Regions from separate parts of the Homo sapiens genome. Here region 2 is linked to region 1. Evidence: chromatin contacts called from ENCODE Hi-C or POLR2A ChIA-PET data. All regions are on one chromosome and are shown on one strand. The core of a region is the stretch at or near the end of the contact, and the rest is flanking DNA. Distances in the headings are between cores, read along the strand shown. Region 1 has its middle 25 kb from the start of SLC2A3. Region 2 holds the start of C3AR1 (complement C3a receptor 1).

Evidence for each region. Hi-C counts contacts between places; a loop is a spot of excess contacts on that map. ChIA-PET counts read pairs that join two places held with the same protein, here RNA polymerase II (POLR2A). Pooled maps may share reads with other maps.
Region 2: a loop to region 1 is called in a pooled map, with 2.4 times the contacts of the local background. The contact joins the promoter of C3AR1 here to the enhancer-like site in region 1. A Hi-C loop is called at or near these places in 1 of 168 maps with a recorded cell type or tissue (naive thymus-derived CD4-positive, alpha-beta T cell) and 4 of 50 pooled maps. POLR2A ChIA-PET finds 5 or more read pairs at or near these places in 9 of 52 experiments (CD4-positive, alpha-beta T cell, CD4-positive, alpha-beta memory T cell, IMR-90 and 5 more).

What each region holds. Positions count from the first base shown.
Region 1 is chr12:7,958,877-7,962,541 of GRCh38, reverse strand. No RefSeq gene overlaps it. Among named protein-coding and RNA genes, the nearest start is that of SLC2A3, 25 kb to the right of the region's middle. RefSeq lists cis regulatory regions at 1,499-1,833, 2,606-2,731. Within about 2 kb of position 1,686, at least 34 of the 41 ENCODE cell types and tissues checked have a DNase peak (open chromatin) inside an H3K27ac peak, as active enhancers do; they include CD4-positive, alpha-beta T cell, where a contact is called at or near this core.
Region 2 is chr12:8,064,711-8,068,375 of GRCh38, reverse strand. C3AR1 (complement C3a receptor 1) reads left to right here and starts at 2,017. Exons shown (of 2, transcript NM_004054.4): 1 at 2,017-2,098.

The sequences.
Region 1 (3,665 bases), core at 437-2,936:
CAGTTTGATTTATCAAGTACCTATTTCTACCACTACAGAGACGAATGTTTCTGTGATGATTTGATTAAGCTCCTCACATCTACTTCGAGTATGTTTGGAAAGTCTAAATTTAGATCGTTAAGAAGAATGGTGGTGGGGGTGGGGCGGAGGCTCGGTGGCTCACACCTATAATCCCAGCACTTTGGGAGGCTGAGGCAGGTGGATCACCTGAGGTCGGGAGTTTGAGACCAGCCTGACCAACATGGAGAAACCCCATCTCTACTAAAAATACAAAATTAGCTGGGCGTGGTGGTGCACGCCTGTAATCCCAGCTGCTCGGGAGGCTGAGGCAGGAGAATCCCTTGAACCCAGGAGGTGGAGGTTGCAGTGAGCTGAGATTGCACCATTGCACTCCAGCCTGAGCGACAGAGCAAGGCTCTGTCTCGAGAACAACAACAAAAAAGAAATAAAACGTAAAAATGAATACATAGCCTCATCCCAGTAGAATTTAAATTCTATGCAAACAGGAAATGGAGTTCTCCTACCACACCATAGTATCCTCAGAATATAAACTGGGTTTGGCAACATAGTAGATCTGTATAAATAAACGAACCCAGACTTATATCCCCTTGTGGATTTTTCAGGCCATTTGTCTTTCTTATTCACTCTTGTTGTCACTACGTTAGTCTGCTGCTGTTTATTAATAGTATCTAGGGGAAGAAGGCCAGAGAATATCAAGGTAAGGTCCACAGCCTTTAAAGGGCCACTTGTCAGGGTATAAGATTTCATGGGTTATCTCTTAATTTTGAATTTCATTTTTTAAAAATTATAAACTTGCTTATTTTCCATTAGCTTAAAGCAGCCACTTACATGTAATTGGAATTAAGCTGGATTTTAAAATTTACCTGGGGTTCGCTCACGCCTGTAATCCTAGCACGTTGGGAGGCCAGGGTGGATCAGTTGAGCCCAGGAGTTCGAGACCACCCTGGGCAACATGGTGAAGCCTTGTCACTACAAATGATACAAACATTAGCTGGACATGGTGGCATGTGCTTATAGTCTCCGCTACTCAGGAGGCTGAGGCAGGAGGATCACTTGGGCCCAGCAGGTCGAGGCTGCAGTGAGCTGAGATCGTGACACTGCACTCCAGCCAGCTCCTTTTTGCAACAGAGAAAGACCCTGTCTCCAAAAAATAAATAAAGAAAATAAATAAATCTACATGGAATCTAGTTTTTGAATATTGTGGTTGTAATCAAAGCAACTTCCCATGTCCGAACACTTAAACAGTTACAGGATTATAGGGTCAGGCCACTGAAGTCAACACTTGTTGCACACATTTTAAAAACAGGTAGAGTATTGCTGCAATAAATTTGCATTGAATCATGCAAGAAGTACTCGAGATTTTGCACTCCCATGAGATTGTGCACATCCATGCCAAACAGACCAAGAACCAAAGAGGATGAAGGAAAACAGGACGCTGAGGGAGATAAAGATGTTGTCGTATCGCTCGGTGGCATCAACAGGAGGATAAATTCCATAGGAGGAGAAGAGAAACAGAAGAACAAAGAAGGGACCAGAGTATTTGATCCGCTTTGAGTGATGGAGCTTGTCGCTCCGGAGATTCAAGATGATCTGCAACTCACGTCTGCACTTGCTTACGCAGCCTTTTACAAAAGCAAGACGCCAGCAGGCGGGGCTAACCTACAGGGTAGATACAGACAGGAAGAAATTCTTTGGTTTCTGGGCCCGCCTCATCCAAATATTTCTGTAACTGCCCTATTCAGCTGGGAGGCTAAAAATAAGAGGTCAACAGCTTGTGTTATTTGTAAGAAAAATGCATAAATTAGGGAAGACGGGTTTTTTTTGTTTTTTTTTTTCTTTGAGACAGAGTCTCGCTCTGTCGCCCAGGCTGGAGTGCAATGGCGCAATCTCGGCTCACTACAAGCTCCGCCTCCCGGGTTCATGCTATTCTCCTGCCTCAGCCTCCCGAGTAGCTGGGACTACAGGAGCCCGTCACCATGCCCGGCTAATTTTTTTGTGTTTTTAGTAGAGACGGGGTTTCACCATGTTAGCCAGGATGGTCTCGATCTCCTGACCTTGTGATCCGCCCGCCTTGGCCTCCCAAAGTGCTGGGATTACAGGCGTGAGCCACCGCGCCCGGCCGGGAAGCTGATTTTTCACTACACAGAAAGATTGTGTGGCACTTGTAAATGAAGTATGTATAGTAGAATATGCATCAGGTCATAGAATTACTACAAGTATAATAGCTAGAAAACTGTATAGTATGTAACAGCCACTGAATGTTAAAAATGTGTTAAATGCCTGTGGTGTCAAATGTATGGAAAAGGAAAATACACGAGTCTTTTTCACTTAAGAGAGCTTTGCCGCTGCTACTTCACATCTCTTCCTCTTCAAGTTGCTAAAGGCAAATGCTAAAATATTACAGTGACCCCTTATACAAGTGAGGGTGAAGAGTTTTTGTCTCTTCAGACTATGGCATGTTCTGAGGATTGTAGTGCTATTTTGCTTAAGTACCTTAATCAGGCACTAATGTTACCTGCCCTTTCTCTTAACTTCCCCTTGCCTGAAAGGAATTGGGGCCTCAGGCTTGAAAGGAGCTTGCTCTTTGTGATTCCACCAGGAGCCGTCCCTAAAAGTGGGAGGAGAACCTCTGTTGCAAGCAGACCACACCTGCTGTTTCCACACTAAGGCTCCTCTGCAGTGGCTTCCTCCCCACTTCCTACCACATTCAATGCCCGGAGGCCAATCTGGCTGTATTCTGAGTCTTGTACTCCTTTTTGAGACTGTGATAAGAGAGTTTGCACCTCACCGCCCCTCAAGAGTACACTAAAATACATTTGCATTCACTTTCGGGGGTATTTGCCTAGTCTATGTTATTTTTTCTTTCTTTTTTTGGGGGGGTGGGGGTGGCAGATAAAGAGGGAACAGGGTTTGACTCTGCTCCCCAGGCTGGAGGGTAGTGGCTCACTGCAGCCTCAAACTCCTGGGTTCAGGGATCCTGCCTACTCAGCCTCCGGTGTAGCTGGAACTACAGGCATGGCACCACCACACCTGGCTCATTTTTAAAGTTTTTTTGTAGAGATGAAGTCTTGCTATGTTCCCCAGGCTGGTCTCAAACTCCTGACCTCAAGCCATCCTCCCATCTCAGCCTCCTAAAGCAAGGTAATTATAGGCATAAAGCACCACACCTCCTAGCCCATTTTAGAACCCCATTTGATAAACAGCATCCTGGGGCTTCAGTAGTCTTTTTCCTCCTAGAGAACTCGGTGAATCTTTTCCAGGGAGTTAGGCTCTGCTGCACTGGAGGGTTACCAAAGTTAGGGAGAAGCCCTGTTAAAAGAATGTAGACCTTTAATTATGAAACACTGTATTGAAAAGTATCCATAGGTCAGGCACAGTGGCTCGAGCCTGTAATCCCAACACTTTGGGAGGCCGAGGTGGTTGGATTGATCACTTGAGGTTGAGGTCAGGAGTTTGAGACCAGCCTGGCCAACATGATAAAACCCTGTCTCTACTAAAAATACAAAAATTAGCCAGGCGTGGTGGTGGGCATCTGTAATCCAGGAGAATCACTGGAATCCGGGAGGTGGAGGTTGCTGTGAGCTGAGATCACGCCATTGCCTGGGTGACAGAGCGAAACTCTGTCTCAAAAGAAATTAAAAAAA
Region 2 (3,665 bases), core at 768-3,267, 110 kb before region 1:
TGGAAAAAATAGAACAAAACAATATGCGTAGTAGAATATGCGTATTTAAGAGAGAGACTACATCTGGAAAGTGGAAAGAGGATAGCTAGGTGTTTAGGAAATTTTGGTTTTTACTTTAATCTTCTCATATTTAATTTTTACCATGGGGAATTAATTGTTTTTATAAAATATATTTTAATTAGATATATATGTACATATATGATAATCCTACATTTTATATGCTTTCTGGATACCTATATTATTCAATATTTCCAAATATTGGAGGAAAGAAAACCCAAAATAATCAATAGGATTATATGTACTAACATGGAAGTATGTTTTGATATATTGTTAAGTAAAAAAGCAAGACATAAAATCACACATAAATTACCATCCCATTTATGTTCAAAACTACCTTTTAGAAAAATGTGTGTTAGGCCGGGTGGGGTGGCTCACACCGGTAATCACAGCACTTTGGGAGGCTGAGGCAGGTGGATCACCTGAGCTCAGGAGTTCAAGACCAGCCTGCCCAACATGGCAAAACCCCATCTCTACCGAAAAAATATAAAAATTAGCCGGTTGTGGTGGCACATGCCTGTAGTCCCAGCTACTAAGGAGGATGAGGTGGGAGAATTGCTTGAACCTAGGAGGCAGAGGTTGCAGTGAGCCAAGATGGTGGCACTGCACTCCAGCCTGGGCGACAGACTGAGGCCCTGTCTCCAACAAACAAAATGTGTGCTATATTCAGAAAAAAAAAAATCAGGAAGAATGAACACTAACCTATTAAAAATAGTTACTTCGAGCAGTGGAATTGAAAAGAAAATCTTTCATTTTTTTTACCCATTATAATTCTGTATTATTTCAATTTATCTCTTCTAGAACAAAGTATGTTCTATTTTTGTAATTAGATGATGACAATGGAAATAAACTAATAAATACTACTCAACTCTTGGCATTTTTCTTTTGATCTTTCTGCCTCAAAAATATTCCGTGGTGACTTGACTGCAAACAAGCAGAGGAGCAGATATTATGGTTTGGACAAGTTGATTAATATAGACTGAAGCCTATATCACAGACAACAGTGTTCAAATACATTTGACCCAAATAAACTTTATTTTATATGCATATATCTAAAAGAGTATATGCATATATCTAAAAGAATAATATAAGAATTATTTACAGCATAGTATTCATTAAGCAGGAATTACCTTCAGTCTTCTGTACTCCTTCCTGATGAAACAGCACCTAGACTCCAGCCTGTTCTCCAGTGACCACTAAGCTCTCCCACCTACCTCCCCACCTACCTGCCCTCTACCACCTACCTGCCTTTGACTAGGCTCCACTTATAGCCTAAGCAGCTTTTCACCTTTTTCTGTCTCTAGAATTCCTACAGGTACTTAATTAAGTACTTGCCCACATCTTATTTCTATCTTAAGACTCTCCTAGATTGCCCTGGGTTATATATACCCCTGGCTAGAGTGTTCTATTATTTTACTTCTATTGTTACTTCTATTATTATAGCCTAGTTTGTATTACAGCTTTGTGTGTATATGTATGGGTACATATTCCCACTCGATTGTGAATCTCTGGAGATTAGAATATAGCTTAATTCATCCTGATTTTGACATGGCACCGTTTTTCACATATATCAAGCATTTCAGATATGTTATTTGAGATTAATTAAATGAGTTTATTCAGGTCATTCCTCCCCAACCACTCCCCACTCCAACCCTCACATCTCATAGAGTCTTTTTTTTTTCATTTCTAAACAAAACCTATAAAGTTGAACCCTATGTACAGAGGTACCCTCTCTCTAACCATTCTCTGTGTGCTGCAGAAAATGTCTCAGGATTATAAACTCCTACTTCTGTTTTCCTGCTTTGCCTTTCTAAGCCATTTAGAAATGACTCACTTTGAAACTCTTCCTGTGAGGTCAGATAGTGGTCTAGAGCATAAGACTTAACTTATTGCCGGAAACAGAGAGAGAACAGAAGAAGAGAAAGCTCAGCAAATTTTCTTGCCATACTTCATGACTTCACTGTGGCTAAGTGTGGGGACCAGACAGGACTCGTGGAGACATCCAGGTGCTGAAGCCTTCAGCTACTGTCTCAGTTTTTTGGTAAGAAAACCTAGACCTACCTGATGACTTGTGCTTAGCCTGTTTTGCTCATTATAGGTAATGAGTTTGAGTGTCACTATCTTCTATTTCCCCTATTCCTTCTCTGACTTTGAATTCTTTTATCTTATCTCTATGTCTAACTTCCTTTTTCTAAATATTCCACATTGCATTTGTCTTTGCTTTTAATATTTTCATAGTGGAATTAATAGTGAATTTTTACATCATTTCTTTCCTTTCTTTGAATTGGCTATGTATTTCACCCTGAACTTTGATTCCAGCTGTCCCCATTAATTTGTTTTTCAAATAATTGATTGCACTTTTTTTCCCTTTCCATTTCCTCTTTCTTTTTTTTATTCTTTTGCCCATTCCTTATTGCTACTGACTCTGTTATCCTATTACTACAATTTGATTCTGGGGTCCACTTTTCTTTCTCTATCACAGTGGAATTTTAGTTTCAGGATATTAATTACCTTTAAATTACGGCTGGTCAACTTAGTAATAATTTTTTTTAATCCTCTACTAATCTTAAACACATAAAGGTATGGTATTTTTAGCCAAATTAACTTGAAGAAATGTAAAAAGTAATCTTGCTCTGCAGGACTTTTTTTTTTTTTTTTTTTTTTTGAGACAGAGTCTCACTCTGTTGCCCAGGCTGGAGTACAGTAGCATGATCTCAGCTCACTGCAACCTCCGCCTCCCAGGTTCAAGCGATTCTCCTGCCTCAGCCTCCTGAGTAGGTGGGATTGCAGGCACGTGCTACCACACCCAGTTAAATTTTTTTGTATTTTTAGTAGAGACAGGGTTCCACCATGTTGGCCAGGTTGGTCTCAAACTCCTGACCTCAGGTGATCTACCCGCCTCTGCCTCCCAAAGTGCTGGGATTACAGGCGTGAGCCACCACACCCAGCCTTGTTCTAAAGGACTTTTAATCCCTGACTCCTACATACTTTCATTTCAAAACAGATAATAACAATATTTAACATATAGCTCATGACAGATAACTCTATTTTTATTAAAATTTTGCTGTTTGCAGTCCCTGCTACTTCAGTTCATGCAGTTCTCGGCAGCTTCCCCTTTATTAGCAATACCATATATCTTTTTTTTTTTAATGTGATTTTTTTTTTTTTTTGGTAGTAAAAACAGCATTTGCCTAACAGTCCTCGGACCTGAAATCCAAGAACCTCCCTAGTAATGATTATATGCTTGTAATCTAATTTGCTGAGTTTCACTGTCAAACTTGAGAAATAAAAGCAGAGAAAACGTAGGCTGGGCACAGTGGCTCATGTCTGTAACCCCAGCACACTGTGAGGCCAACATGGGAGGATTGCTTGAGTCCAGGAGTTTGAGAGCAGCTTGGGCAACATAGCAAGACCCTATCTCTACAAACAAACAAACAAACAAACAACAACAACAACAACAAAATGAGGAGAGGAGAGATGATTACCAAGTTTTCTTTCAGCCCTAGCATCCCATGACTCTATTCTTCTCTCAATATTTTAGGGGGGTACCGTGATAGTATTTAAATATCTGAGTAGACAAGGCCATGGAAAGGGGAATGAGAATAATT